Regions from separate parts of the Homo sapiens genome. Here regions 2 and 3 are each linked to region 1. The links are chromatin loops, found by intact Hi-C in ENCODE. Cell type or tissue: PC-9. All regions are shown on one strand. Each heading gives the region's core, and the rest is flanking DNA. Links, peaks and the distances in the headings are about the cores only. Region 1 overlaps DAPK1 (death associated protein kinase 1). Region 2 overlaps DAPK1 (death associated protein kinase 1). Region 3 overlaps DAPK1 (death associated protein kinase 1).

Region 1 (10,656 bases), core at 3,861-8,860:
ATGAGCGCCCTAAGTCCTACTGTGGAGAGGGCCTTCCTGTGGAAGGCTCCTAAGGGTGGTCCCATCCATCTTCTGGCTTGAGTCAAAGACAGAGTTCCAGCATAGTCACTGTTATGTCCGGAGGTAAAAATTCTTTAAACTGAATTTCCTAGATGAAGTAAAGACTTTTTTTTTTTTTAGTATTACATTTTATTTTTACTGCTTCTTCCAGTATTGCACAATCCCATAATTATTGCTATTCAGCTAAAAACATGCCTCGAGGCATTGCAGAAGATGAGAATAATAATTTTAAAAACTGGAGTCAGCAACACGAACTCTTGAAAGCACTAGTATAAAAGCATTCAAGAAATAACTTCCTCTGGCTTCCTTGGACTTGTTTAAGAGATTACTAATGGCAAAATCAAGTGGAAATTTTAATGGATCAGTAGGTCTTTATGAACTATAAGTTCCCCAGATGAAAATCAAAATGCTGCTCGTGATGTATGCCTTAGAACAGGATTGCTGACCTAAGGTCTGGGAACCTGCTAAGGCTGTGGGCTTATGCACTGAGTATTTGAGAGCATTTTTCTGAAAAGGGGAGCACATAGCTCTCAACTACTCTCCAAGGGGGTCCCCCAAATGTTAAATTTAGAGTTTGCTTAGTTGACAGCAGAGTTTCCCGATCGGGTTCCCTTTTGTTGTTCTAGTGAACAGGTAAAAACTCAGTGAAAGGCAGACTGGGAATGTTCTCCTGCCTCCCTTTCTGCCCACAAGCCACATGTCTCATCCTTTTTCTTCCGCTTCCTCTCCTTATTGCCCTCATCTGTGGAATATTGAAAATAAATATTGAGGCCGGGCATGGTGGCTCACGCCTGTAATCCCAGCACTTTGGGAGGCCCAGGCGGGCGGATCACTTGATGTCAGGAGGTCGAGACCAGCCTGGCTAACAGGGCAAAACCCCGTCTCTATTAAAAATACAAAAATTAGCCGGGCATGGTGGCACACACCTGTGATCCCAGCTACTCGGGAGGCTGAGGCAGGAGAATCACTTAAACCTGGGAGGTGGAGGTTGCAGTGAGCCGAGATCGCACCACTGCACACCCGCCTGGGCAACAGACCGAGACTCCATCTCAAAAAAAAAAAAAAAAAGAAAAGAAAAGAAAAAGAAAATAAATATTGAGCACCCTAAGCACCAGACATAGTGCTCAGGGCTTGGGATACAGGGACAAACAAGACACAGCCCATGTCCTTAAGGAGCGGAGAATCGGATAAAAGAAAAGATCCCATGAATGGTTAACTGAATGCACATATTAATTATCAAGAAGCATATGCACAGGATGATGGCAAAGGCAGAAAGACTGCTGTGTAGATACCAAATATTTCCAATCACCCAACCCCCCCCACATGACAGACACAAGTCAAGGAAAAAAATACTCAGGTCTGATGAGTGAGATTTTGCTTGGTTTACTGCCTAGCTGGCCAGCTGGAACTTAAATATCAACAATATCAGGACCAGAACAATGTGTCTTCTCAAAAGTAGATTTAAATTCAGAGACAGAAAGTAGAAAGGTAATTGCCAGGGGCTAGGAGGAGAAGGAAATGTAGTTAGTATTTAATGGATACACAGTTTCAGCTTGGGATGACGAAAAAGTTCTGGAGATAAACGTTAGTGAGGGCTGCAACACAACGTGAATGTTCTTACTGCCACTGAACTGTGCACTTAAAAATGGTTCAAATGGTAAATATAGCCAGGCTCAATGGCTCACACCTGTAATCCTGACACTTCGGGAAGCTGTGTGGGAGAATCGCTTGAGGCCTGGAGTTCTAGAACAGCCTGAGCAACGCAGAGACCCCATCTCTACTAGAAATCTTAAAAAAAAAAAAAAATTAACGGGGTACAGTGGGGCATGTCTATAGTCCTAGCTACTTGGGAGGCTGAGGCAGGAGGATCACCTAAGCCCAGAAGCTGGAGGTTGCAGTGAGCTATGATTGTACCACTGCACACCAGCCTGGGTGACAGAGCAAGACCTTGTCTCCAAAAAAAAAGAGGTACATTTTAAAGCACGTGCATTATACAACAATAAAATTATTTTAATTGATTTTTTTTCTGTCTGTACTTGATAAAAAGAGATGCCACAACTGCCTATGTCTGCCCAGGTGCTAGAGAAAATTAGTGTGTGGGCCACAAGTTTCACAGCTCTAATGTACATTAGGTTCTTCCATATTTTCCAGAAAGTGGTGCCCCGTCACTGTTCAAGCTGGCACACTCCTTCCAGCTGCAGATATCCCTCCTTCCAGCTGCAGATATCCCTCCCTTGTCCTCTTTAAGATGGGGTCAGCGGGGTTGGGACTGAAGTCCTAGGTACAGAAAGCCCTGGGCTGTAATGATCTAGGCAGACCAAGCCTCACACTCCCTCCTGAGGACTTCCTGCCAAGCAGTATCCCCTCCCTACTTGCTGGCCTTGCCAGGCTCTGGGCTCCCTACTGGCTCCTGGAAGCTGTGGGACCCCAGGCAGGGCCCTGCCTGGGCTGAGAGGCACAGTCTCATGTTTCCAACACCAGCAGCCTGAAAGGTGAGCCAGCCTCGCGAGGCCTGCTGGCTGGTTTAGAACTTGATCTTGGTTATCACAGGGACTCCTCACCCTCCAAGCCCCTCTGGCTTACTGGCAGCTGAGATTATTCTAGAGTGTAGTTGTTGATCTAGATTCCGGCTGCCCACGGAGGCATCTGAGACTCACATCTGCTGCAGGCTAGACTTTCACGTGTCTATCAGCAGCGCCCGCCCCTCAGAGATGACAGCACAGGGTGATGCTTATCTTCGGGTCTCTCCTCCTGGGCTCTACGGTGACTCTCTCCGGCTTGGTTACAGCTTCTCCATGTTGCTGTATCAGGACCTGCACTTCCCTGAGAGAGTTCATGGGCCCCTCACCTTCCCTTGAGGATGAAGGAGGATGTGGCCCTGGGCCAGACCCCAACTCCCACCATGGGCCCATAATGGGTCCCTGGATCCCTTCTCTCGCCCTTATCCTCAAAAGCTGCTGTCCTGTCCTTCATCCACTGTCACTACTGTCCTGGGAACAGGACCTTCTCCCCAACTCCCCACTTCCTTACTGGTCCAGGTGACCGGATCTCAGCCTTTAAGGACTTCATCACCAACCTCAAAGGGAAACCAACAGATTGGCTTAAAATCTAAATTAACAGGCTGCGCACGGTGACTCACGCCTGTAATCCCAGCACTTTGGGAGGCCAAGGTGGGTGGATCATAAGGTCAGGAGTTCGAGACCAGCCTGGCCAACATGGTGAAACCCCGTCTCTAGTAAAAATACAAAAATTAGCCAGGCGTGGTGGTGGGCGCCTGTAATCCCAGCTACTCAGGAGGCTGAGGCAGGAGAATCACTTGAACCCAGGAGGCAGAGGTTGCAGTGAGCCGAGATCGCACCACTGCACTCCAGCCTGGGCGACAGAGCGAGACTCCGCCTCAAAAAAAAAAAAAATTCAAATTAATAGATGTGATGATGTTGCCCAGTTTTAAGAAGCAGGATCTGTGGTTTGTAGCTACTGTCTCCACCAGACTGAAGCAGCACTGGGGAAGAGCCATCCCGGCTGCTGGCCAAGGTGGGGGGACCCAACAGCTTGGCCTTCTGCCTTCAGAGGACCATCCTTCCACATGTGTCCCCAGGTTAGCCCCCTCCCCGGGGTCAGGGTATGTATCCAAGAAAAATAAAAGCACACGTCCACAGAAACACTTGTGCAAAAATGTTCCTAGCAGCTTTATTCACGACAGCCAAAAACGGCACCCATCAACAAGCATGGCTTGGTACAGCTTGGCTTAGCTGTAGTCCATTTCTAGAATGGAGCACTACTCGGCAGTAACAGCAAACCACTGGTACATAAAACAACCCAGGTGCTGCTGTCATGGGTTGAATTATGACCCCCTCAAATTTGTATACTGATGTCCTAACCCCCAGTACCTTATTTGTAAGGTAGCTTTATTTGGAAATATGGTCATTGTAGATGTCATTAGTTAAGAAGGGTTCATCCTGCAGTAGGTTGCACTCCCAATTCAATATGATGGGTGTCCTTAGGAGGACCATAGGTCCTTAGGGGGAAATTTGGACATAGAAAAGCAGAATGCCATGTGCAGACTGGAATTATGCTGCCACAAGGCAAAGAACTTCCAGGAGCTAGCAGAGAAGCCTGGAACACATTCTAAATGACACCTTGATCTTGGACTTCCAGCTTCCCAAACTGTGAGGCAATAAATTTCTCTTGTTTGAACTACACAGTCTGTGGTATTTTGTTATAACAGCCCTAGCACACTAATGTGGCTGGCAACAGAAGTCTTGCACAAAATAATAAACACATTCTAGGATCTCATCCACATGAAGTTCTTGAACAGGTTAAACGAACCTATGGTGAAAAAATCAGAACACTGGTTTCCTTTGGAGGGATGGGGGTGGGAATGATTGAGAAGGGGCAAGAGAGAACTCTCTAGGGTGACGGTTAATGTTTTGTGATTATCCTGACAGGGGTTCATGTTACCCAGGGAATGCAATTGTCAAACCTCATCAAAGGACGTGCTTAGGACTTCTGCATTTCACTACATATAAACTTTACCCGACACAGAAAAAACCAGCAACAAGCACCGAGCTCTAGGAAATGACACGCATGACGAAGCCTTAAAAGGATGAGGTATACAGACACCTGCAACTTACTTTGAAATGCATAAAGTAATGAAGATGGCGTGACAGAGGGAAAGATAAAAAAAATGTTCATTGTGGATCTGGGTAACAGACAGATGGGTATTCATGATACTTTTTTCCCCCACTTTTCCATATATTTGAAATTTTTCATAACAAAATGTGGAAAAACATTAACACTGATCATGGTTTCTTTTGGTGCTCTGCTACGAGTTGTACAAGTGCATTGCTGAGGCTCTAGAAGGCACGTCATAAAAGCAATGTAAAAGGAGGGGCGAGGGGACATTATTTTGTGCTGAGATGTGTACTCTTTGTGATGAGAAGTGTTCTTCATTCTACATTCTTTGTAAAACTAATTTAAATTGTGTGAAATGCCTAATTAAAACAGAATAAGGTTTGGGTGATACTAAGAATTTTTTCGTCATTTCAGAGATAGTGAGGATAACCCATACCAACAAACTACATTAGAATGAAATCCCCAGCAATCTCATTACTATATAACCCCCCCATACAAATTGTTCTATTATAAAGATACACGTATGGGTATGTTCACTGCAGCACTATTCACAATAGCAAAGACATGGAATCAACCCAAATGCCCATCAATGATAGATTGGATAAAGAAAATGTGGTACATATACAACATGGAATACTATGCAGCCATAAAAAGGAATGAGATCATGTCCTCTGCAGGGACATGGATGGAGCTAGAGGCCATTATCCTCAGCAAACTAACACAGGAACAGAAAACCAAACACTGCATGTTCTCACTTGTAAGTGGGAGCTGAGTGATGAGAACACACGGACACAGGGAGGGAAACAACACACACTGAAGCCTGTGGGGGATGCAGGGAGGGAGAGCATCAGGAAGAATAGCTAATGGGTACTGGGTTAATATCTAGGTGATTGGATGATCTGTGCAGCAAACCACCATGGCACACATTTACCTATGTAACAAACCTGTACATCCTGCAAATGTACCCCTGAACTTAAAAGTTAAAAGCCAAAAAAAAAAAAAAAAAAAAAAAAAAAGGAATGAAATCCACTCAGTGGGTGGTGAATTACCAAAAGGATGCATTCTTTACAACCTACTGTGGAGGGTGGATTTTGTCCATAGCCCCACAAAACAGAACCAGATCTTCAAACATACACAGGAAGACTCGGCTGAGAACCTCAGGTACAGTGCAGCGCAAATCTTCAGTGCACGCTCACCAGGAGCAACATCAGTACTGTGTTCCCAAGACAGCAGCCAAATCCATGCAACACTGGTTCAGAAATGGTTATCCCAAAGAAAAGATACAAAATAATAACAGTGCCATGCTTTCCTCTTTGAGTGAGGGAAGAAACTCTGAACACAAAATTTAGTTGTTGTTGGGGAATCCAGTGTTTCAGCATTAGCTCAAAGAAAAGAGTATCAATCAATTCCACTTTTCAGTAACCAAATGTTTTCTATTGACTACCTTACCAAACTTATATGTTGCAAGAGAACAGACCCAGGAACAGGAGAAATGTAGTCCACAAAGTGGTGAAAAAGAGAGAGAGAAAATATAGGAGAGAATCATCATTCCCATTTTACAGATGGTGATACTGAGGTTCAGTGTTCCACGTCACATAGCTATTTAGGGGGAAAACCAGGGGTCTAACGCAGGCCTTCTGACTTTGGTCCTGGTGAGAAAAAAAGATTGATGTTTAGGAAACAGCTTTGCCCCTCCAAGCCAAGGGGGCCTTGCGAAAGGTAATGGTGAAGCACACAGCCTCTGCCACCAAGCTGGAGAGTGAATCCTGATTTGCTGGCTGTGTGACCTCAGGCAAGCCTTACTCTTTGTGCTGCATTATTGCTGCCTAGAGAAGTTAGCATAACAGTGTTCATCTGACAGAAGCCCCAGTGAAGTGCTTAGAATAATGCCCGGCCCTGTACATGCCGAATGAATCCAGACCTGTGCTTCTCAGCACTTCCGCCACCAGCTGGGTGAGGTAGGTGACTCACTTTATGTGTCAACCTGACTGGGCCCTGGACACAGATATGTGGCCAAACATTATTCTAGATGTTTCCGTGAAGGTGCATTTACCAGGAGATTAACATCTAAATCAGCAGACTCTGAGTAAAGCCAACCACTCTCCCTAATAGGGGTGGGTGGGATCATCCTATCAGTGGAAGGCCTGCAGAGGGAATTCTGCCAGCAGATGGCCTTCAGAGTCCAGATGAGGCCTCAACTCCTCCCCGATCTCCACCCTGCACCCCCACCCCTGCCCCGACTACCCCAGCAAATTCTGGACTTGCCACCCTCCACAATCACAGAAGCCAATTCCTTAAAATCAATCCCCTCCTCTACACACACGCACACACACACACACACACACACACACTCTCTCTCTCTCCACACACACTTATGGTTCTGTTTCTCCGGAGAATCCTAATACATGTAGCTATTTAAATTAGTCTTAAATTAACTAAAGTCCACAAAAATTAAAAATGCAGTTCCTCAGTCTTACTATCTGAGTGCTCAGTAGCTACATGTAGGTAGGGGCTACTGTACTGTTCAGCACAGATACAGAACATGTCCACCACTGTGCAAAGGTCTTTTGAACCGTGTTGATCTAGAGAAGGAAATGCATCTTTTCTCTGGAAGCCAGTAACAGGTTTGTGAAGACAACAGTGGAGTTCTTGGCATCATCATCATCATCATCATTAATACAACATCAGGATTTTATTGATTATTTTTATATCAAATTATTATTATTACTACTATGTTGGGTTTTCAAAGCCTTCTACAATTTTTTTGTTTTTTGGGACAGGGTCTGGCTCTGTCACCCAGGCTGGGGTGCAGTGGTCTGCTCTTGGCTCACTGCAACCTCCGCCTCCCAGGCTTAAAGCATCCTCCCACCTCAGCCTCCTGAGCAGCTGGGACTATAGGCGCATGCCAACACACCCGGCTAATTTTTGTGTATTTTGTAGAGACGGGGTTTTGCCATATGGCCCAGGCAGATTTTGAACTCCTGAACTCAAGAGATCCACCCACCTCAGCCTCCCAAAGTGCTGGGACTACAGGCATGAGTCACTGTACCAGGCTGATTTTTTTTTTCTTTATAAAGCTAATATGGAATGCAGATTGCTCTAGGCAGTGCAGCCTCTTCTAACGTCATCGGAGTCCTCTGTTAAAAGAACAGGTAGGGAAAACAAAGAGATGAGATGGAAAGGAGGGAGAACGGAATACAAGAGAGAAAAGAGAGCTGGGTAGAGAGAGGATGGGGAAAGACAGAGAAAGGCTCATTCGTCTTGTCACCCAAAGCCAACATGCTGTCTCTGGATTGATCCCACATCTCTGTTTTCTGCATGTTTGATGCTTTAGCATTGAGGCCTTGTTGACCCTGGAGGCACTGCCCCTCCCAGAACTAGTGGATTCCTAGAAACTGTAAACTCACCTGCCCATCTTTCCTATGCAGACCCAACCAATTCAGAGCTCAGACCACCCACCCCTACCTCCTATGGGCCACAATTCTGCCTTAACCAACCAAGGGTCAGATGCCAGGCAACCAGGGACAGTATCTACCTCCCAGAGCCTGCTGAAATTCCCCAAACTAGCCAGCCCTAAATCCTGTCCATTCCTTTCTGCAGAAACCACAGTAGAGGCTCTTGCTCTCGTTTTCCCCTCACTCCCACTGCCTCCTGACGGACCCTGCTGCTTCTTGGGGCCTTGCATCACATGGGATGCTCCTCCTCTTGGGAACTGTGAGATCTTTTCATTGACGGTCATCTCCCAGATCTGTAAGCTTCACCATATCTGAATAAAACCTACATTTTAAAATGGTTTTGCTCCACCACCACCCAATCTCACCACAGGAAAGCTCAAGTTTATTTAACTGAAAATCAACTTCCCAGCCAAGGAGCTGGCTGGACTCTATGACTCAACCCTCTATGCTATGGGAAGTACTGAGAATCTGTACTGCAAAAACAAAAACAAAAAACAAACCCTCTTCTTTTACACTTTCTGAGGATGCAACAAAATGGTCTTACAGAATCATGAGCAATCACTGAAATATAGCATCTTATGGAACTGATGAGACAATCAGATGAACCCCTTTATTTTAAGGCTGAAATGTGGCCAGGTGTGGTGGCTCACACCTGTAATCCCAGCACTTTGGGAGGCTGAGGCGGGTGGATCACCTGAGGTCAGGAGTTCGAGACCAGCCTGACCAACATGGTGAAACCCCTTCTCTACTAAAAATACAAAATTAGCCAGGTGTGGTGGTGCATGCCTGTAATCCCAGCTACTTGGGAGGCTGGACAGGAGAATCGCTGGAACCCGGGAGGCAGAGGTTGCAGTGAGCCAAGATCCCGCTATTGCACTCCAGCCTGGGTGACAAGAGCAAAACTCCATCTCAAAAAAAAATTTTTTTTAAAGCTGAAATGCCTCACCGAGGCTCACCAGCCGAGGCAAGCCTAAGCATTCTGACTGATGTCTGTCTAGTTTGCCTATTTTCTTCTAGTACCTTCCATGTTCGCCTAAAATTGAAACTAATGAATTACTTAGAGTTCTTGCTTGTGGTCTACTGATCCTCTAGTATTATGTGTATTTTAATTAAAGCAGCCATTACGATCTCTTCATCCCAAGTAACTGCCAGAGCTGAGATTAACAACAGTTTAGCTGTTGGTTCAGGAACCCTTTCTAAAGCTCATTACGCACTTCCTAACCCTGCACCCGGGAGCCTGGTTTGCAAGGAGAATTGGGGAGATCAGTCAAGTGGAGGCCTCAGATTTTCTGAATAAAAGGTGTTAAGCACTTTGGCAGCTGGTCTGACAGCCTCTGCTCTTCAGGAGTTTTGTACTTGCTGCAAAGTGCAGGGATAGCTGATGATAATCTTCCAGATAGGAAGGCAAATTTGAAAAGCCATCCATCAAATTCCGAAAGTAACCTAGATTGTGTGGGGACAACCACCAACAGTACTGAAGATGGGCCTGTCCTCAGGTCCAGAGTGGCCTTGTCTGTGAGAGGGTGGGGACTGGGCTGCAAAGGTGCATGGAAGCAGAGCTGTGTCCCTACCTCACCTTGCTGGGGTAGGGAATGGGACCAAATTAAAATCTTCACTGTTCAATTTCATCCTCTAGCAAAATGTCTTTCTTCCTGCATTTTGGGTACTCGTAGGAAAATTAGCTTTATGTCCGTCTTAAACATGCCTTTTAAAATGATCGTTTTCCAGCTGTCCCTTGTTCCCAGTTTGAAGTCTTACATGCATAATCCATCTCACCAGTAAGAGCCCGAGAAAAAGGACTGTAGGGACCACCCAAAGCCAGCTACCAAAAATAAATGTTACAGCCACTAAAAATATCACAAAAATAATAATTTTCAGAAAGCTGCATATTGTGTTTGCAAGGAACATTAGAAAAATTTTCTGGTGTATGTGTATACTTATATGCATATTTACGTGTACATACATTAATGTACACAAGTGTGTATGTATGCATGCATACACACATACACACTCACATATATTCTCATGTACTATATATTCTTCACCATATCTATAACATTTTTCCCTGTTCATCCATGCAATATCTAAAAATGAAAATTTGTCATTGTCAAAAAGCATTTATTAACTGAAACTCATGACAGAGATTTGAGTGAGTGGAGTTATGGGTGATTTTTCTCATGTTTCTAAAATTTAGATAATGAATTATGTTGCTTGTACAATTTGTAAAAGTTAAGCTAACATATTTATATACTTATTCATGTATGAAAATTTGTCATTGTCAGAAAACACTTATTAACTAAAACTCATGACAGAGATTTGAGTTAGTGCAGTGATGGGTGATTTCTCATTTTTCTAAAATTTAGATAATGAATTATGTTGCTTGTATAATTTGTTAAAGTTAAGCTAACATATTTATATACTTATTCATGTGTGTTCCTCTTCTGAAACGTTAACTGAAATAATTTCATAGATTGAATCCCTGCCTTCCAGAGGATTATATATTTAC
Region 2 (10,656 bases), core at 1,397-6,396, 94 kb before region 1:
AACATAAAAGAAACCTGTGCTCACTTGTTAACAGGGGCATTCAGAGGAAAGTAAGCCATTTACTCCCCAAATCCATACAGTCATGGAGGGACCTAGGAAGGAATTTTTGCCCCTTCCATGTTGCAAACAAGCACTATCTACTCTTTATCTGGGCTTTAATATCACCTGCAGTATAGCCCAGAGACACAATGTCCAAGATCCAGATTTCAAATAATGATGATAAGTAACCCTTTGTGTTTATCTTAAGAATCTGTCAAAACATAGTTCCTAAAACCACTGTGAAAATTTTTAGGTATAACACAGACTCTCTTCCTGGATAAGGAAAAAGAAAAGCCTATTGCAGCAAAGAAATGATACCTTTGAATAAGATATTCTCAATTTGCAATTTTTCCAATTACAGAATTGTTTTCTGATCACTTGAATTTCTTCCATTGCTAGGTATAGAATAACACGGCAAAAATCTCTGAAAGCTGGTCCCAATTATAAAAAACAGAAAAATAAAAATTAAAACAATAGGCTCTAAATAAAGAAAATAAAGGCTAGAAATCAGAAAACTGATGCATTTCTAATTACAAAGGAAAAATAACTGGAAGAGTAGTGAACAAAAACTGGAAAAATCTTTGCCACTCTTTCAAAATTCACATTAAAACTAAGGAATTAGCTAGAAAAATCCTAAACAAAATTTCTGAACTTATAAACACAGAATTATGACCACTGGAATTTCAAATCTGGAAAAGTTAATCTACAGAGGCTGAATCTCTGCTTGTGGGGGAGAATGGAGAAAGCATTTCTCTCCATCTGCTTTCTCTTCTCTATAGATCTGAATCCAAACACTTTTCATGTGGGTTTTAGTAATATTTGTATAAAATGCATGTTTAAGAATGCTTTTCTATCACAATTGAAGTCAATGACTAAGAGGCGTTTACATGAAAGTGCAAGTCAAGAGAAATGGGGAAAACAGAAGGAATAAAGCAGATTGTTATGACTCATCCCCATGATTAGAATATGGAAATAAGGGAATCTGACCTCTGGGAGGGTATCTTTCCACCTGGAGCTCCTACAAGACCCTTGGTCCCTCTCCTACCCTAAACTTTTCACTGTGACACATGTATTGTCTCTCAGTTGAATATTCAGTGATTTCAATTTGCAATCTTTAATCATTCTCATTATCTTACCTAGAGTCACAGTTTTTATCTTTTCACTGGTTGTGCAGCCACCCTCTAACAATTCCCAAACAAAGCCTCCTCTTCTCTCTCTTCTCGCCCTAATCTGCTTCTCTTTTGCTTTTTTTTTCAAACATCTCCAATCCCATTTCACTCCACAAGGCTAGATGTGAAGCCTCAGTGAAGCTACTAACTTAAGGAGAAAAAAGGGGAGCTTGGTGTTTGCAGTTCCCACCCTGAAGTACTTGGCTCCACCGGGAAAATGCTGACTATTCAGTTAAAGGGGCAGGGTAGTTCCCGCAGGACAACCGTGGCTGCCTTGTCTGGAGTCCCCTTCACCTCCTGACTTAACAAAGCCCCGTTGTTTGATTGTCAGGGGAAAGTCTTGTTGAATTCGGACACTTCCACTCGTATCTGAAGAGCTTATCTGTGATTAGGTTTCAGTTTGGATTAGAGGGGAAAATAAAGAAAATAAAGGCTAGAAATTGGAAAATAAATGCATTTCTAATTACAAAGGAAAAATAACTAGAGAGTACCGAACAACAAATTTGATAAATCTTTGCCACTTTGTCAAAGTTCACATTAAAACTAAGAAAGTTGGAGTTACATTCAAGGGCCTTGGGCAGTCAACACCAGGCCAATCATGCAAGCAGGTTTGGCCTTCTGGTCTGCTAGGAGACACATCAGCAAGCAGCACTGCATTCTCCCTGATTCTCTGGTGTGGGTGTGTGGGAAGGGAGTGGCGGCTGTCTGCCCCTTCTGTGCTACTGTTAACCAAGATTCTTCTATGTCAGTGGCTACAGTTCATGAAAATTAGGATAAGCTCTTTTCTCTTCTGCTGGCTAGCCTCTCTTTTACCAAAATATCAGTGCGTGTGTCTCTATGTGTGTGCATTTGCTGTGCATGTGTGTATGTGTGTGTGTTGCGGGGGTGGTCTGTGCTTATGTTTGCATCGAGGTGGAGGGTAGTGTTAGAGGTATGGGGCTATGAGGGGGGACAGCACCATCCAAATCAAAGAGAAAAAAAGAGGAAAGAAGCAAGAGGGTGCATCAATCAGCACCCCCAAACCCCTCCGAGGGGATCAAGAATAAGCTTGCCATTTCCACAACTTCAGGTTCCTGGGAGGTTGAACAAATAGAACAGCTTGGTCATTCTGAGTACCCAGTGCTAAGAAAGGAGCACCAGGGCTCACGGGTTTGCTTACCAGAGTATCATCGCTTCTGGCAACACTCATGTTACTTCTGGACAGGAATGACCTGGATAATCTTTGGCACAGTGATATCAAGCGAACGGATTGCTTTTTTTTAAAAAAAAAAAAAAAAAAAGGGAGGGCGGGGAGGAAAAAGGCAGGGTGAGAGGAGGAGAGACAGCTTATGTAACAATTGTCAAATGAGTACAAACGACAAAGCCTGCGAGATCGTGTTCATTGCTATCAGCACACACTCTCCCAGGGTGGGCAATCCTACAGCAGAATGGGTTGTATTTGCTTAAAGAATAATTTTAAAGGTCTTATAAATCAAGACAACAGGATATAGAGATTCTCCTTCCATGTTTCATTATTGAACTACAGAGCTGGACACCCCACATCCTTTCTCTCTCTATATTTTCTTCTCTGCTGTTTGGAGAAGGTGATCTGACCCTTGCAGATCACCCTCAGAGAAGCACAGACTGCAGGGGCCTTGCTCTGTGTCCTTTGTGCCACATAAGCAGTGATGGTAGACAATGTGATAACCAAAACGCAACAGCTGTTGGAAGTGAACAGCTGGGGGACCTCTTAGTCTATAGAACAAACATCTCTGCATTTACTCTCTAAGGCAAAAGTACAGTTAAAGAATGAGAGCGAGAAAGAGAAATGGTTGCTCTCTCTCTATTTTAAGCCTAATTCTAAGGACTTTTGGGAATCTAGTGCTGTGGTCTTCCTCATCCCTACCACGGCACCCCAAAATTGGTAGGTGTGAAAACGAGGTACATTTCTGGCCCTGAGCTGGGAAGACACGGTAGGTACCCACTTCCTCTAGGTTTGACATGACCCTGGGCACAGGAAACCATCCCATCACCTTCTTAGCCCTGAAGTGTGATTTGTTCCAGGAGGTCTGCAATGCCTTCAGAGCAATGTCCTACCCAGCCCCTGTGGAGGCCATCCACACTGAGGAAGGAGAACAGGCCACCCTGCAAATGCTCACGGCCCCACCCCACCCCCACTCCAACCACTCACAGATAAAGGCTGGGCTGAGAGACCCACTTACCCAAGGTACAGCACAAATGTAATCTCATGCTGCTTACCACAAAGAATGAATTTATTTAAAATGTGGCTTGTAGTATTAGAAAAAAATTTCACTATAATTTTACAGTGCTGCTATAAAAATTTGCACTGAGAATAGTTTTGATGAAAACAACACAAAATTACATTTAATGGTATCAGTTAAAGTGACTAAAATATTGTTTTTGCTTGTTTTTCAAAATAGAGTAATGGTGCAGAACACTACAGGGTGGATTAAAAAGAGGAAAGGATGTATCTTCCATATTACCAGTATCAGAGGAGATGCACCCTGACCACACACTACTCTACACAGGAAACAGAATTTGTTAATCCCTCCACAACAAACAATCTTACTTTCCATTTTTTCCGGGCTGCAAACTTCTTGAATTTCTCCATGTTTACTGCTGATGCTTTTCTACTAAGTGCCTGTTGTGTATCTTTAGGCTAAAATAAAAATCCAAGAAAAAAAATTAAAGCTCTCAAATTATGAAAATGTGTTATATGACAATTTTTTGAAACATCTCCTTATTCAGGATGCTTACACATTCACCTTATTAAATTAGCATAAGAAGTTGGGATAACATGGAATACCTAGGCACCTAGTCTTAGCGGGCTCACTCTTCTATCTCAGGGTTTCGTATCATCCATGGACACTGGGGAGAAGTAGAGCTTGGGGTCAAACTAAATCACAACTTTCCACACTGATAGTTTGGGAATGGCAATATTCATGGTGAGGCTATGTTATGAGGCATTTGAACTTGGGTATCATCAAGTAATGTAGAGCTGAGAGGGATCTCAGAGGTCAGCAAAGTTAGTTTGGCCTATAGCAGGAGAATTCCTTGTATTGTATCTTTTTCAGTAGATGTATTTAGCTTTTGTCCTCCACCTCTGGGAGGAGGAGACACCATAGCTGGCTAGGAGAACCCAGGTAACTGCTGGGAACTTGCACAGCAAAGCTATTTGCCCCCAGAGCCTGATTCTGTGATGTTCACTTCTTTATTTCATGATTTTATTCTGTAACTATCATACTTTCCCACCCTTAGCCCTTTCTGCCCTGGATTGAAGATACTTTAATCCAAATGTCAACCAGGCCAGGCAGGTAATGTAAAGGTGTAATGTTCCAGGGCGCCCTGTTCCCTAGCACCAAGGCACCTGTGCCACTTCCCAAGGCCACGTGGAATGAGGGCTCAGTGTCAGCAGATCTTCAGATTTCCCAAGAGAAGCTGGAAATCCAGATTTGATTGATATTTACATGCTGGAATCAACATAAAATGTTAAATACACTGTTTGGGCCAACACCCCACAGGTCACTCCAAACACAGTTGTCGAGTGGGCTTGACCTTCTTCAGTTCCTGCTCTGTGCTCGCTTATTCCTCTCTCCCCACCTCTGGGATCATTAGTATACAGTCTAACCTGTCAGCTTTTCTTAAGATACGATGCAAATAGCAAACTTAACACTCCAGGTGTGACCTGTGGTTAGCAGTACTCTATGATACATGAATACCAGGGTGCCCAAACCAATCACATAGAAAGTGATCTAAACAGTTTCGTAATATGCAACTCACCTTGATCCAGGGATGCTGCAAACTATCTTGAATTGTCATTCTCTTCCTTGAGGGGAGGGGGAGAAGAAAAAAAATGCTGTGACCATAGCAGCAAATACTAAGGTTGTTTTCATGCTGGCTGGGCCTGCCAAGCAGATACTGTGGAAAATGCAGTTCAGGGAAGAAAGCCAAAAACAACATCGGTCTTTTTGTGATTATTTCACTGTGCCTGCAGGGACTGACTGAGTGGGGGCAGAGGGCCCTGCTTGCATTTTCTGAAGCGTTTCACATGGCATGCTGCCCTTTGGCAGATGAAGCAAGCAGGGTCTGAGGAACGTGGCCCTGTGCATGGAACAGACACAGGCTCTGGGCTGGCTGAGGCCGTGGCCAAGCACCTTTCAGGAACGTGGACACTCACTTTGGATCCTTGACCAGAAGTCTTCTTATGAAATCTTTGGCTAGGGCACTGGTATTACTGAAGTATTCATCCTCAAATTCGTAGTTGACAGCGGATACATTTGCTAACGTTTCTTGCTTAGTGTCTCCAAGAAATGGGGAGGCCCCACTTAGGCTGTTAAAAATAAAGTTGGGCATAGAACATTAATGATGACCCCTTGGTGTTGTCATTTTGCTCCTATAACATCTGGAGTGTGGAATAAGATTATAATCTGGTGCTCGAATAGTCACAGTTTGATTATATTTCATAGGGCTTTAACTGTCAGGAGCAAATGCTTCAGCTTCAGGCAAAAGGATTCACTTAACAAGTTAATCTGGAACAGCGTCTGGTAGTTTAAAGGAAACCTGTTTTCTCGGCAGTGATGGACAGCTATGCTTTCTTTCAGTGATTATGCTACAGTTTCTGATGACTCATTTCAAATTAGGAGAACATGTTTAATTAGTATAAACTAAACATGTTTTGGGGGTGTAAAATGAATATGTTTGCATCAAAAGCATGCATAAGCTGAAGAGATCAACACAGCACATTTAATGGTTAATTAAACCTATGGTCTCATAGAAGAGAAGAGAGTATGAGTTGTGAATTCTGATACTTACAGGATATAGGTTATTACCCCGATACTCCTAAAAACAACACAAAACAAACAAAAAAACATGTCAGAAGAATAGTCAAATAAATCAGAAAGCAAACAACACCAAGGACATACTCCTTACCACATATCTGCCTCAAGACCAAGAGGTTCATAGTTGACTATCTCAGGAGCTAAGAGGAAACAAACACTCATTTAGCTTGGGAGGAAGCAAACTAACCGATTCTATCTTCATGCAACAACCAGGAACATGTAGCAGGGAAAGAATCTTCTAGCAGGGGAGGTTTGCCAGAATAATGTTTATGAGACGTAAATGACCACAGGAGCAAAGAAACTTACCGACAAACTCTGGAGTCCCAAATATGTTTTTAAATTCATTTCCAAAGTCAATTTTATGGGCCAACCCAAAGTCAATGATCTTGATCCGAGGTTTGGGGACATTTCTATCCAAAAGCATTATGTTCTCAGGCTTGAAAAAAAGAGAGAGATAAATAAAAAGCTATGATATGTTATGCTGAGGACAAGATGGCAGAATAGTTCTTCTCTCCAAAAAAAAAAAAAAGGCCAAAAAGTAGGGAAGAAAGGGTGGTTGGAAGAGAACAGCAGGAAAATACATGTCTTGCTCTAGGTTCTCCCTGAAGCAGGCCTGAGACAAGGATTCGGATGCAAGTGGGTTATGTGGGAGGGGACACCAGGAAACACTTGGTAGAGAAAGGAGATACAGGAAACAGAAGGAAGCTGCTACGAGGTGTCCTATCAAGTGGGGGTAACTGGGGGAATGGGAGAGGAAAAGGAGAACTCAGTGTTATTCCAATTGTAGCAGGAGGGAGCTGGGGTCTTTATCCACCATTTCTCCATCCTCCATGGCTGACAGTTGCTTCTGTGGACATTTTTCTTTTGCATTTCCAGCTCCCAGGGCCAGAAACAAGATGCCAGGAAGAGTCACAGGTATTTGCAACAAGCCCTCTGTTAGGATGTATATGAGTGTGTGCTTTTGCACATTGTTTGTGGGGCCAGCAGGGACATGAATGGGACATTGACAGCTCTGCTACAGAAGAATGGGGAAAATCCTCCCTCCTCTGAAATCCTATCCCAGCTCTACTGGTCTGAATCAACTACTCGGATGGAGCACGCGCTGCTTTACCAGACCACCTCTTCCTGCCTTGAACTGGAACTTCCCACCATTGCCACTTCCTATTGCTCCTGTCGTGTCTTCCCTTCCCAAAGAGACCACACCTCTGTCATGGCTGGGAGGACGGCTTACATGCCCTTTCATCTCCAACAGCGTCCTGCATCCAGCCAGGCAAATGCCCCAATTAGCCAATCTGAGTTTGGTTTGCTTGATTATTGGTGACAGAGTCAGGCCATACGCCTTTGCATCACTCAACACATTTTCTATCTTAACATGCCCAGAGCCACAGAAGGAACCAGTGCCAGTCACTAGCTGCTGGCTAGAGCAGCCCCCTTACTAAAAAACCTGGCTCCTAAGACCCCTTGTATTCTTTACCAAGAATTCCAGAATGTAATCAATTATCATTAAGCCTCTATCCCACAAAAAGGTTAGCCATCCCAGTGGGGGGCATGTATCCTATGCTTGCCGATTTATAGTGATATTTCTGTTTGTTAAACTGGTACAGGAAAATCATGTAACTCTTTCAGATGCCTCAATTTTTCTTAGCAGAGAAACAACCAAGGCTGTGATCTGCACAAGCTTCTATCTGGCTTACACTTTGAAACGTACCTTAAGATCAAAGTGGGCGATTTGAAGGGAGTGCAGGTAGTAAACACCATTAAGAATTTGTTTGAGAAATTCAGTTGCTTCCTCTTCAGTTAAAGATTCCTTTTCAGCTAAGAAGTCAAACAGCTCGCCACCTGCAACGCTGAGAACCCGGAAGCAGAGGTTATTGGTAACAACTCTGTTTCATATTGATTCCTTCTCTCATAGACTATTGGTGCGCTCAAACTTCAGACAAGAAAACAGCATAAAGACTATGCTGAAACCGCCAAGCATGGATTCAGAATTCTCTGTGCAGGTTGTTGACAATTCTGCATTCAGACACATTTGTGCTTGAAAGCACTTGGGAACCATTTTCCTAAGGTTCCGTGTTCACAAATGAGAGGAGGGGCAGAGATGAAATGCTGTGAAGAAAATATCAGTGTATCTTGAAAACATTTTAATTAAACATACTTAGAGGTGATGTCTTAACTCTAATGACGAGAAAAAAATCTGCAAGCCAGCTTTGTACAGAATTTATAGTGTATATCTTCTTATTTCAATTAGAGAGTACCTGAAAAGTTCATAACTTGCATGTTTAATTAATTCTTTAAAACTCAAATTCACAATATATGGTCTGATAAGGGTTTTTTCCTCTCTTGTCTAGTATTGGTTTGTATGTAAATACTAACACATTTATAAAAATCACATTTAGTAGCCTGGGCGCAATGGCTCACACCTGTAATCCCAGCACTTTGGGAGGCTGAGGCGGGCGGATCACAAGGTCAAGAGATCGAGACCATCCTGGCCAACATGGAGAAACACCGTCTCTACTAAAAATACAAAAAACAACTGGGCATGGTGACGTGTGCCTGTAGTCTCAGCTACTCGGGAGACTGAGGCAGGAGAATCACTTGAACCTGGGAGACGGAGGTGGCAGTGAGCCAAGATTGTGCCACTGCCCTTCAGCCTGGTGACAGAGCGAGACTGTCTCAAAAAAACAAAAAAAAAGAATACATTTACAAAAAAAGCAAAATGTATGTTGTTGGTTGCGGATTTTTTTAGTTTATTTCTCTGTCCAGACTGTAAGTGGGTGGAGGGGAGTGGTCAGAACCTCCCACCCCAGCTATTGGCTACTGCTGTATGCCCCACTCCCCGCCAGAGCCAGGCACACAGCATGCATTCAAAACTTTATCAGGTGGATGGACGAACAAGCTCCCCTAAAAACTCCACGATAGCGATGAATGGCAAATAACAGGGAAGTTTTAATAAGAGTTTTTATAAGTTAATCTTTATCAAGTTTAACCATATATTCACAACATAATAATTAAGTGCAATTATGCACAAACTGCTGTATTCATTATCTCTCTTAGGGCAAGAGCGCTCCCCAAACATTATACCTTCCACATCTACATCCATTCAGAGTAAGAAAATTGGTGCTCATAAGATCAGATAAGAATGACAAAAAAGCTGTTTTCTTAAAAGTTTCAGATCCCACATGCCTTCACCCTCCAGGTCAGTGTTTTCCTTAGCACGGTCTAGAGTCCATGGGTATCAGAATTATTTGAGGATGCTTTAAAAATGAAGATTCTGAGCCTCACTTTCAATCTGCTGTGTGAGGGCTTCCAAGAATGGTGACCAGAAAACTCAGCATCTTTAACAAGCACCTGAAAAACTGAGACCATTTTCCCACGTCTTAATTCCACGCTCCTGCTGCAGGGCCTCCCACTGGTTTACGGGGATGGTGGAGTGACTCTCCTATCCCCAGGGGCCTGGCAGAGGTAGCCACACCCTCCTGTGAGCAGTCCACAGGCCTCCCCTATCCTCCAGGGGACACAGCAGGGCCTGGGCCCAGCCAGGACATCCAGGAGTCCAAGCGAAAGGTGTCCTACATGGACCCTGCCTCAGCAGTGGCCTTGCTCTCCTCCTGACCCTTCCCTGCACTCCCCACCCTGCTCTTGGGAGATGCAGTCTGCCCCCACCCTCTCCCCTCCCAGGTGTCCTTGGCCTCACAGCCCCCACACTGTCTGCCCACGGAACAAGGCAAGGCCTCCCGCTTCTCACTTTTGCATCTTATTCTTAAAACAAACAACGGGGAGAGAAAATCCTTCAACTATAGGGGGGAAAAAGTGGGAGATTGTGAACCAACCTCACCCAAAGAAAGCTCTCCCATCACACCTGGGTCTCCAGCCCTGGCTTCTGTGCTCTCTGGGGCGCCCCGCACCACTGGGCTGACTCAGGCACCGTGGCCACGTGATGTGGAGAAGTCAAGTGCCTGCATCCAGTCCAAGTCTTAACTTCTGCCACGCGCTCACCCTGAAACCCGGAAGGTTACCCCTTCTCTTGAGCCTCATTTCCCCAAAGAGGAGTCATAAGACCTCTTCCCTTGAAGGTTATGAGGATGAAAGGTAATAGACATGTGTAACTGGCAAGGCTGGCACGTGGGTAAGGTCCAGCTTGCGGGAACGAGTGTTGTTATAAAGAAGGCCACTGTCACCCCTGTAGCATACCACTGCTTCCTACAGGATCCAATATGAAAGCCCCTTCCTGCCCGCTCCTCCTCCTAAAACTGGTCCATTGGTTGAGCCTAACCACTGTGCTTCCCAGGAAGAAGGTGAGGGGAAGGAACTGAAACTTCTGCTGTGAATGTGGTGCCCAGCCGCCGGCTTTCTCTCCGTGGCCCTCTTCAGGGCCTCCCGAGCCCACCTCACTCGCATTCTGCTTGTGTTGTCTTAGAGTACAGAGATGCATTTTTCAGACAATGAGAAACGTCAGGAGTTTGGCTGCCTGGTTGGGGTGAATCTTCCAGCACCCACACAGCTGGCGCAGTCTGCTGGCCCTGAGTCCTTTCCAGGGACTCCACTGTCCAGCCTTCTGGCAACCCCATGCTGCCCTGGCCTCAGGCTTTGCCCGCTCTTCTCTGGCCAGC
Region 3 (10,656 bases), core at 1,871-6,870, 52 kb before region 1:
ACCCTTCAGAGGATGCAGAGACACAGGCTTTCTGAGACTCTTTTCTCTTTTGAGTGTGACAGAACCCCCCCCTCAAAGCCGCTGCCAACTGTCTTGGGACCATGAGGAGAGCCACTCTTAGTTTGAAGACAACCACTGCAGAAGCAGAGCCAGTAAAAGGAAAGAAACCAGGTCTGCAGTGACACCATGGAGTCACTGGATCAGCCCCGGCCTGAAACCATCTGCCTGTGATGTTTCAGCGACATAAGCCAATAAATTCCTTTTATGGCTCAAGTCAGTTTGATGGGTTTTCTACTTCTTGCAGAGGAAAGCACCTTAAACATCACAGCAAATAACCAGATTCCCTTTCCCATATATTAAAGACTGTAATAATAGAACTTGACTCAAAATAATAAGGGGTAGGCAGTAAGTGCGTGAGACGGTGAGAGGTACACAGGCCCCACTGATAGTCAGCGGAACACAACGGAAAGACCCTCCCGGCCCCATGCTGGTGCCCTTCGTTCTTCCCTAGTGCCCAAGGAAGGGTCGATTCACCCATCACAGGATCTGTATGTTTCTTGGTACCTGCTGGATAACTGCTATGTAAAGAATTATCACAGGTATTTTTAGCTGGCTTTATCCTCACACGAAGACAAAAGCCAGAGAGAAAAGCAAATTAAGGATAATATTTTGATGTTAAAGAATGGATACTTTAAAACGTTACTCATTTACTTTAGCAGTAGGAGGCCAGTGAAGAAGGAACACAGAGAGAAGGATTATCTTTATAGCCGTGTCAAATTTTTTGCATGACAGGTTGTTAATACCCGCTTTGTCCCTGCAGCAGGATAGCTGAGAAGCTGAAGAATAAATCACACTGGAATGCCAGCACCGACTGCCTGTAAACTCGCTACCTTAAACAATTACGGGGTCTATGTAATGACTTCATTACAACCAAAATCCAATTTCTCTGAGGAGTAAAAACCTTCCCTCTATTGTGGGGCGGAGGGTGGCAGAGATGGGGCATACGGAGAGAAGAGGGAAAAGAGCTTGAATTCAAAACACAGTCAGCTGCTTCCTTTAGAGTCCAGGCCCCTCCTTACAAAGATGTTATTGTGTCCCCACCAGGCAGATTCAAAAGGACCCAGGATAGGGAGGCCCAGCCCAGCCCAGCCAACCAACAACCAAGCTGACAGTTCCAGAGGCTGGGCCCATTCATACCTCACACATGGCCAAAGCAACTTGTCTCAGAGACTTCCAACTCAAGGCACACTCAGTAGTTTCAATCATGGTGCTTTAAAATTCAAAACTAAAAAGCTGAGAGAGAGAGAGAGAGAGAGAGAGAAACAGAGAGACAGAGAAAGAAAAACCGCTTTGGGAGGCCGAGGTGGGTGGATCATGAGGTCAGGAGTTCGAGACCAGCCTGGCCAACATGGTGAAACCCCGTCTCTACTAAAAATACAAAAATTAGCCAGGTGTGGTGGCGCGTGCCTGTAATCTCAGCTACTCAGGAGGCTGAGGCAGGAGAATTGCTTGAACCTGGGAGGTGGAGCTTGCAGTGAGCCGAGATTGTGCCACTGCACTCCAGCCTGGGTGACAGAGCAAAACTCCGTCTCAGGGGGAAAAAGAAAAAAAAAAGAAAAAAGAAAATCCTTCTGGCAGGAGAGTCACAGAGAATTTCAATGCAAGCCTAGATACAAAAACTGTTCCACGTGCGTTTTCACCTCCAAATGTTCTATATTGGAAGTTTCTCCATTTTATTTATGGGAAGATGGTAAGTAAAGGCAGGTTAGCCCTGATGGCAGGATGAAGGCAGGTGCTGAATGTCATGTGTGCTCATGCCCGAGGGAACTGTGGTGCCTTCGTTTACAGCAAAACCTGGGGAATGGACTCTGTCACCTGACAATGGATCCCTCACTCACACTGCAGGGTCCCCATACGAAAAGTGCTGGCTGGTGAGGAGGGGATAAGAGCTGGTGGGTAGGAAGGCTCTGTGTGGATGCTGGGGTACTGGCTAACCCTGACTGCAGAGAGTAAAATGAGGGTCTAGAATGAGCTTGGGAAACTTGTTCTAGACCTACTGCAATGTCACCTCTTTTAAGATACCGTTCCCTATTCTTCCCTGACACCCCTAACAATCTATTCCCTTTCCTCCAATCTGCCATATCCCTGAGTCGAAAGAGCACCCCATACCCCTCAGGGGCACCTGCTGTTTTCTGCCCATTCTTGCCTTTCCCACCCTCCCAGACTGCCAATGCCTGGGGGACAAAGGGCTGCCAGGCTCATCTTCACATCTCCTGAGGCCCTGGGTGCAGACCTACTTCATGTAGTCCATGCACAATGCACATATGCTGCAGCTGACGCCTGAATCTATAACCCTGAGAACCCGAGGAGTTAGACAAAGTGTTCTGCATTATAGTTCAACAGAATTGTGTAACGGCTAGAAGCCAGCTGTGTAACCCAAGGTTTATTTAGGACTTAGCCACTCTAGGCCTCAGTTTTCTTATCTGTAGAGTGGGCATAATAAGTGCCTGTCTTGGAGGGAGTAGGATGAAATGAGCGCATGAAGTGTTTAGGACAGCACCTGACCATAGGGAGTCTTCAGTAACTGTTAGCTATTATTAATCTGCGACAACTGGAGTTATTTTCATCAGCACACTGTTGCCCCAGTCTCACAGTGATGCAGTATTACCCCCCAAGTACCTACCTCTCATGACTGCCAGAGAGAAAAGAGCCCTCATAGGACAAAAAAAAAAAAGCCCATGACAGGGCTGTCCTGTGCTAACGATGTATACAACTATTGCTAAATCCTCACTCCCTTCCTCCTTTTGCTGCCTGTCCCCACCCAGAGGGTGTGTTGCCACTTATAACTGCTCAGGCAGGCTGGCCCTGGCCTTGGGAGCTCAGAGTCACAAGCTGAGCCAAAGTGCCAGCAGCCAGGCCCACCTGGGGGCCTCTGGGAGCCTTTGTGTGTGATGGGTAAGCCTGTAGGGCATTTCCATAGCACAGTCTCCTCAGGCAGCCAGCAAACTGTGAGGACAGACTCCTGGAGGAGCAATTCTTCCCTAATCAGAGTAGTTTGCTTTGTGAGGTCTAATTTGAATTGGACTGTTGGTGAATTGCTGCTCCGATCCCTTCCTTCCTGGGCAGCTGGGCCTGGACCCGCTTTCCACCCTGGATCGGGACTCCTTTGGGGGGACAGTTCCTCTTCACCCAACCTCTGCCTCCCCAAAGACAACAACAACTTAAAAAAACAGCTTGTGTGTTTACTTTTCTGGTGAGGATTCCTAAATCGTGTGCCCTCAGAGGAATACCATGATCCAGCTTCAAGGGCGAGCTCAGACAGACCAGGGAGCAAAGCGAATGCACATAAAGCAGCAAGGCCACTGCCACAACCACGCTGGGGGCGCTTGTCCCTTCTGCCCCCTCCTCACACCCATGCACTGAGGCCAGTCAGTAATTAACAACGATACGGATGGCTGCATTATTAATTAATTACCATTAATACAGCTGGGGCTGTTCAATGGATGGGGGAAGGTAGCTTTTTACTGGAAAAGAGAAATTCTTTGCATGCTATGACATTTAATTTTGATAAAGCAGTACAAGTGATCCTTATTATTAATGGATTTTGTACTGGTGAATTCACCTACTTAGTAATTTTTTTTTTCTTTTCTTGAGACAGGGTCTCGCTCTGCCGCGCAGGCTGTAGTGTGGTGATGCAATCACAGCTCACTGCAGCCTTGACCTCCCGAGCTCGAGCAATCCTCCCACCTTGGCCTCCAGAGCAGCTGGAACTACAGGAGCATATCACCACACCCAGCTAATTTTCTTTTTTTTCTTTTTTGCAGAGATAGAGTCTCGCTCTGTTGCCTAGGCTGGTCTAGAACTCCTGGGCTCAAAGCAGTCCTCCCACCTCGGCCACCCAAAGTCGGGGAATTACAGGCATGAGTCACTGCAGGAGGCATAAAATTTATTTGTAACCTCCAAGTCAATATTTCTGGCACTTTCACAGTCACTTGTGGACATGCACGGATCGTGGAAAATTGGAGAGGATCGTGGAAAATTGGAGAGGCTGCTGCACACGTTCCTAGCTGAAGTCAAACAGCTGCCTTCTTGCTTCGGCTCTCACACCATAATCGAGTGTGCTCTCCGCAGCCCATTTAGTGTCATGTTTTTTATTGGTAATTTCACTGTATACAATGACCCCCAAGTATAGTACTGTGGGGCTGTCTAGTGTTTCTAAGCACAACAAAGCTGTGATATGACTCAGGGAGAGACTATGTGTGTTAGATAAGCTTCATTCAGGCATGCGTAATGTGCTGTTTGCCTTGAGTTCAATGTTAATGAATCACATATACATATACGATGTCTTTAAACAGAAACACACATAAAACAAGGTTGTGCAAAAATGACAAAAATGATTTGACCAGAGACTCACAAGAAGGTAACCCTGGATTTCTCCTAAGAGCAATGGTTTAGTGTTTGCAGTGAATTTCTAGAGAATAACTCTCACACATAATGAAAGTCAACTGTACACCAACTTTTTTTCCCCAAAAAATGCACTAAAATTTTCCATCGTTTAATAACTGACAGAACAGTCTGTTGCATTAGATATAGACATCACATTAATTTTAATATTAAAAACTTTCCACTAAATGTAATAAACATTTATTAACTACTCATGGTCAGATACATACAAAGATAATGAGACACATTCTTCCTTTAATGAGTTTTATATTAAAAAACTTGATTCAAATGTAATCACCAATTTTATTAAAAAGAGGAAACGCACGGCGAAAAGGAGCAAGCTTCATAAAGAACAGGCTGACATCTAATTTCTCTGTCTGACTCACTGATATATTTAATCTGACTACTACCTCTGCAGTCACTGAAGAAACTGTAACCAGGATCATATGCAAGGCTCTTTACACATATTTCTTTATTAATAATCACAACTCCATGAGATACACATCGTCATCTCTTCTGACCAATAAGAAAATCAGGTCTCAGGGAGATTTTTAAAGATTGTCCCAAATCACTGAGCGAGTAAGTTGCATAACTAAGAAATGAACTCAAACTCAAGTGTATTCGCCTCCAAAGCTCCAGGTACTGAGCCCCATTGCTGTGTGGACCTCGTACATATTATGTTTGTCATACAAGACATCTCACTGTGAAGTTACAGACAGACTCCAGCATCACTCTAGGAAAGTGTTTTGTGAGGGGAAAGCAAAGGGCAGGGGTTTGTGGTTAAATCTGTTTGGGTCATATTGCCTTCTCCTCCCAGTTGAAGACTCACAAGGTGTTCTAATTAATTAAAACCTTTGCTTTAAGATGCTCTGAGATGCCATGCAATAAAAGTACAACATGTTTGTGAATTCAGGAAGCATTCTAGTAACAATCAGAAAGAAACCCAAGTTGATTCTCAAGGTCAAGGCACAAGGATGGCAGCATTCCTGTTTCTGTAGGTCTTCTATAGTTCCTGGTGCCTTAAAAAGAAACCTGTTTAACTTTTGTTTAATCCAGTCAGTTCTTACTGTCAACTTTATTTATTTGTGGGAGGCTCTGTTCACATGGGAGAATGAAGGTGTGGATATACAATGTCAGAGAAGACGCAACATTCAGAATGGAAGGAAAAAGCATAATCTGACTGGACATGACAATTAATGTCTCTGCTGCATAAGCTGGTGCCAAGCCCAGGGTCTAACCTTTTCATTGCTGGCCCTGATCCAGACATGCCATTAGAACAAGTTCTCACCTGGAGCAGGTGAGTGCAGATCAAAAAAAAAAGTGACGAAAACAGCATCTCCTTTTTCATGTTTTTACTTTAAATATGCATCTACCGAATACATATGCAGTTAAAAATTATTTATGGTAACTAGTATTACGATGAATTCTCTATATTAATGCTGGAAACAGATCTGGTTTAAATCTAACAGCTGACACGTTCCATCTTTACGCTCCTCCCAAGTCTTTCCAATATGGTTTCTCATTAACACAAAGTAATTTCTACTTTTGAACTCGTTATCAAATCCCTGGCTCGGTTTTAGTGGTGGTTTATGGGTGATCTATTTTTGCAGAAGACTTTTGCTGCCAGAGTAGCAGGCAGCTTGAATTCTGCCAGAATATTAGAATTACAGGTTGTAGGTAAGGGGTGAGGAACAGAAACGGTTTCTCAAGGATGAGTTAACATCTGATAATAGTTCACATTTACAGCAGGAGATAAGACCCTGAGGGTTTACAGACTAGAGGAGAGACAAGCATGAAATACTTCACTGTGGGAAGAAGAAAAAAGGGGACGCAGTTGCTGTTGCAGAGAGGGTGCAGTTAGGAAACCCCTGCCCAAGCTGGCCTCCTAGGCTGTGCCCTGAAGGCTGAGCGTGAGTCAGGAGTGGAAGAAGGTGTGTGTTTAGGGACAGGGTTTCCGAGAGGAGGAACAGTGTGAGCAGAGGCAGGAAGGCATCAAAGAGCCTACTTCGTATTTCTAGAGGAAGAGAGGAGCGGCAGGGAGGCGTCAGGTCAGACACACAAACAGGGCCCTGTGCAGATGGAGCAATGTCAGCCCCAGCTCTGCCAATAACTTGAGAAAGCAGGAGGCCTCTGTGAGCCTCAGTTTCCCCATCTGTGCAAGTATGATGACAACATGAAATGAGGACATGCATGTGAGCGCACACTGTTTTCTCTAAACACATCAAGCACATGGAAAGGATGAAAATTACCAAGCTGTCTAAGCTTCGTGAACTTCTCAGAGAAGCCAAGAAGACAGGATTTCAGGAGCTGAAAAGCAGCACCAAACTTCTCCTTGACATTTTTCTATGCAACAACTTTGAAATCTAAATGTTAAGTCTCTACATTTTCCCCCCCATTGGAACTCAACAAAGCTATTTTCATTTCGGATGGAGACATATTTGGTTTGCCTCCTTTGGTCCTCAAAGGCCCCTACAGCTTTGCTTAGATGCTGAAGCTTTCAGCTGGAAGTAGGTGATGGGAAGCAGACAGCACCTTCCAAAGATGGATTCAGCTGTCTTTCTATCCCACATGCTCTCTTGAGTGTGACCCTCCAGTCTCTAACCCTTGAATCTGAGCAGGCACCAGTAACTTGGCTAACCCACAGAATGTGGCAGAAGTGATCCTGGAACTTCCGCTTGAGTTCTCAGAAGCTCCCTCTTGGAAGCCAACCAACAAGCTGGGAGAAGCCCAGGCTGTGTAGAGAGGTCGCATGCAGTTGCTCCTGCCCGCAGCTCCAGCTGAGCTGACAGCAGCTGTGAGAGGCCAGGCACGTGCGTGAGCCGTCATGGACATCTGGGCCATCAAGTCTTCAGATGGCTATAGGTCCAGCCAACCTCTCAATGCGACCACCTGAGAGACCCAGGCAAAACCCCCTAAGCTGGGTCCAGGCAGCCCACAGAAGCACAAGAGTTAAGAGATCATGATAAACTGTTATTTTCAACTACCACGTTTTGGAGTGGTTTGTTATGCAGCAATGGGTCAGCAGAACAGCACTGAAGAATCTGGGATGGTGGGTTTAACAGATCGCCCCAGAAGCTGTGCAGAGGAAGGATTCGACACAGAAAGTGACTAGGTCACAAGCAGCCTCACAGGAGAGCATGGGAAAGGAGTGAGGGTGTCCAAACCACCCTGAATGCAGGCCCTGTCCCAGGCTCAGAAAAACGGGCCCTCTCATCCCATCAGCACGCATGGACTCACTTTTCAAGTTCTCTGCTTCTCATCATGGCAACAATTTCCCACCTTTCAAGGAAAGTGCTGCATCATTTAGGAGGGACCTCAACACAAACAACAAAACTCAAAGACCCTCACTGAGATGCCTTCAGTGTTCTGGCTGGGCAGGGCTTATTGCTGGCCTCCAACTTTACCTTCCCCAGTCTCTGCGGTGAAGCAGATCTCCACCCTGGGAAACACACAAATCCCAAATGCTATACATGATCCAGTAAATGCAGCTACCTAATCTTCCTCCTGCCTGGTGTGAATGCCCAGTGCGTATCTATACTGACTTCACCTTTAGCAGAATGCGTGTGAAGAGGAAACACTCTCCCTGCACCTTCAGCGGGAACCCCTTCTTTGATCCTAACCCCAACATGTTCACGGATTTCAGCACAGGATGAAGGCAAACCCTGTATGGGAACTCAGTACTTCAGCACCAAGTGGTACACAATTCCCTTGGAATGTAGCCCACACCTGGAGTTATTCTCTTTCTGCCCTTCAAGAAGCTACGAGGCAGAGGAAAGCAATACTTTTTACCAAAAAAAAAAGCAAAGCGGTGATTTTTAAAAAATTATTATTATCATGAAAAAAAAGTACAACCCTCCAAAAACTATTTTAAACTAATACAAGGGCTCGGTTAAATGGGCTGTGATTTGTAGAGCAAGCAGCTCAGGTTGCCACGGCACCAACAGGGAGAAGCAGAGTTTACTGAGGGGATAAACAGCAGTCCGTCACCCTGGGAACCAGAACAACACACAGAGGTAGGAAAGAGATGCAGAAAGAGAAGGGCGAACAGCGCAATGGGCCAAGGAGAGCAGAGGAGAGGTCGGTCCCTTGGCGAAAGCATCCTCCCAAGGACAAGGTCTCCTGGAAGACTGCAAAGGAGAAGAAGGTGGCATAACCGAGGACCCAAGGCCAGCGTGGGTCGGGCTCCACGCACTGGTTTGGTATTGCACGTGGGGACAAGGAAACCAAATATGCTGAGAGTCAGGTAGCTCAAGATACCTCTTTATCATTAAGAAATTTACAAACCAGAGCGGCTGAGGATTAAACTGAGGGGAGATTAGAAAGATAGCAGTGGGTGCCTTCATTCACTCCCCCTTGTTCCTATGATACCTCTTTGCAGGAGGAAGGTCCAAGATCCATCTGGAAGAATATTTCCCAAAGTGGGTCTCTGGAGCTCATATAAAGAGATGCTGCTTGGAGAAAGGGAGTCATGGCCAAGCAAGTTTAAGCAAAAGTAGGTAAACAGAGTCACAACAGGGTGCTCTATGCAGGACTCAGCTAACTGGCCCTTTCCACGAGGGGCAATAGCATTCGGCATTTCACATGGTTTGGGGTTGCTGTTAACCACAAAACCTTTTTCCTTCCTTACATATTTTTGGTTTTGAAGCATTCTGAAGTCCAGTTTTCTTGGGAAGGTGTGCTTTGGTCCTCTCTCCCAGTTAAACGGGCAGCTTCCTGGAAGTGGACTCTATATTCACTGTTTCCTTTGCATTTTCAACACTTTCAGATTATTCCCTAAGGCAGGATGCCAATCACAGTGCCTGCTCCTTCATGGTCTGGAAGAACCAAGCACAGAGGTGGAGGTGGGAGGTGCCCAGGTGGATTCAGACCTTCCTGGGATTGACCCATTAGAAGGGTGTGGACCAACTGACTCAGGCCTGGGAGAGGAGGCCACCCACCTCCTCAGGCCTGGTGCTCCTTCTGCCTCCTTCTGGCTACTGGTGAAAGGGCTGCCTAGAGGCCACAGGCAAATCTATGATGGATTCAGCCCTCTTCACCACTTGAGACTGGCAAAGGATTTGGAGTTTTTCTTTTATTTCAGGCAGGCAGTGGGGCTGGGTATTTTGGGTGGCAACTGAGAGCAGATGGACTGGGTATAGAGAGCACAGTAAATACTGGCCATGACAGCTACCTCCAAGGAAGAGCATGGTGGTGACAGGAAGGAGCCTGGAGCCTGGCAGACTCCTTAGAGCAGAGTCCTGAGCCTAGAGATGCACCACTGCCTTCCTCTAGGCCCAGTTCCTTCACTTTCTGGGACTCACTGCCGTAGTGAATCCTACATGCTTCAGATATGGTCTATGACTTCAGGAATTTACTAACAAGACACGTCAGTGCAACAGACTTGCAAGTGCCCAGTGGGCGGTGTGCAGAGTCAGCAGGGACCCTGGCTCCAGCTAAAGGATACGTGAACTGCACCCACTTTACTCAGCACCATCCCTAGGACCTAACACAGAACACCTGCCTGCTGCTTGCTGTTTGTTTGTGTCTGTAAAGCCACAAGGGAAAGGAAGGAAGAAAGTAAGTGTTGGGAAAGCATAACCTGATACAATCTAAACAGGGCCTTTGGTGGATCAGACAAAACAAACAAAACAAACAACAACACTCCATATGTTTTCTCCAAATATAGTAAACCCTACATCAGAATCATAGCTGAACTCTGAGTCCAGTTTTATGGAGACTAAAATGCCCTTATACAGAAAGGGTAGCTACAGATTACTGTTATGCCAGGATTGGCTGCTCCATTTCAATGAATGCTGACCACACTGGATGACTGGAGGTCAGAGCTTCCTGCCCCAAGACCCCAGTTGAGCCCCCTGGCTCTCGAGTGGTTCTGGTCAGCTCCATGTTTGATCACTTTGACTTCACCATTCTATTGCCCTGAGCCAATCCCATCATTTGATCATCCTGACTTTGTCATGTAATCCCCTTTCAGCCAGTGGGTCAAAGTTAACTGGACCATAAGGAATGATTTGTTCTCAACTTGGCAAGCTGCTCTCGGCTGAAAAAAAATTGACAAAGAAGGCAGGAGGTTCATATAACTTCATGGGGAAAGAGAAGACAAACAAAAAGCTAAGCTGAAGTTCCTTATTCCATGGCCAAAAGAAGAAGAAGAAAGTCAGATATGTTCAGGGTGCTAAGATTCAATACGGGGAAGAACCAGCTAAAGGGAAAGAG

The links. Hi-C counts contacts between places; a loop is a spot of excess contacts. Peaks named below come from ENCODE experiments on the same cell type or tissue, not always from the same donor. Only the 100,000 strongest peaks of a DNase experiment are listed, where the experiment ranks them.
Region 2: a loop joins it to region 1, with 3 times the contacts of the local background. A loop is called at or near these places in 2 of 110 quality-filtered maps.
Region 3: a loop joins it to region 1, with 4 times the contacts of the local background. A loop is called at or near these places in 7 of 110 quality-filtered maps.

Annotation. Positions count from the first base shown.
Region 1 is chr9:87,543,969-87,554,624 of GRCh38, reverse strand. All of the region lies in intron 2 of DAPK1 (death associated protein kinase 1), which reads right to left. It overlaps DAPK1-IT1 (DAPK1 intronic transcript 1), which reads right to left and starts at 1,171. Exons shown (of 2, transcript NR_146781.1): 1 at 1,035-1,171; 2 at 166-730. In PC-9, for the core only: no CTCF peak of the experiment used is centred there; a DNase peak (open chromatin) is centred at 6,664.
Region 2 is chr9:87,635,180-87,645,835 of GRCh38, reverse strand. DAPK1 (death associated protein kinase 1) reads right to left here. Exons shown (of 26, transcript NM_004938.4): 4 at 7,755-7,893; 5 at 6,353-6,482; 6 at 6,138-6,186; 7 at 6,021-6,047; 8 at 5,386-5,538; 9 at 4,989-5,034; 10 at 3,778-3,867; 11 at 2,368-2,460. Among named protein-coding and RNA genes, the nearest start is that of CTSL, 86 kb to the left of the region's middle. RefSeq lists an enhancer at 10,415-10,656. In PC-9, for the core only: no CTCF peak of the experiment used is centred there; no DNase peak of the experiment used is centred there.
Region 3 is chr9:87,593,588-87,604,243 of GRCh38, reverse strand. All of the region lies in intron 2 of DAPK1 (death associated protein kinase 1), which reads right to left. Among named protein-coding and RNA genes, the nearest start is that of DAPK1-IT1, 45 kb to the right of the region's middle. RefSeq lists an enhancer at 3,299-3,892. In PC-9, for the core only: no CTCF peak of the experiment used is centred there; DNase peaks (open chromatin) are centred at 2,853 and 4,263; H3K4me3 peaks cover 875 bases; H3K27ac peaks cover 3,459 bases.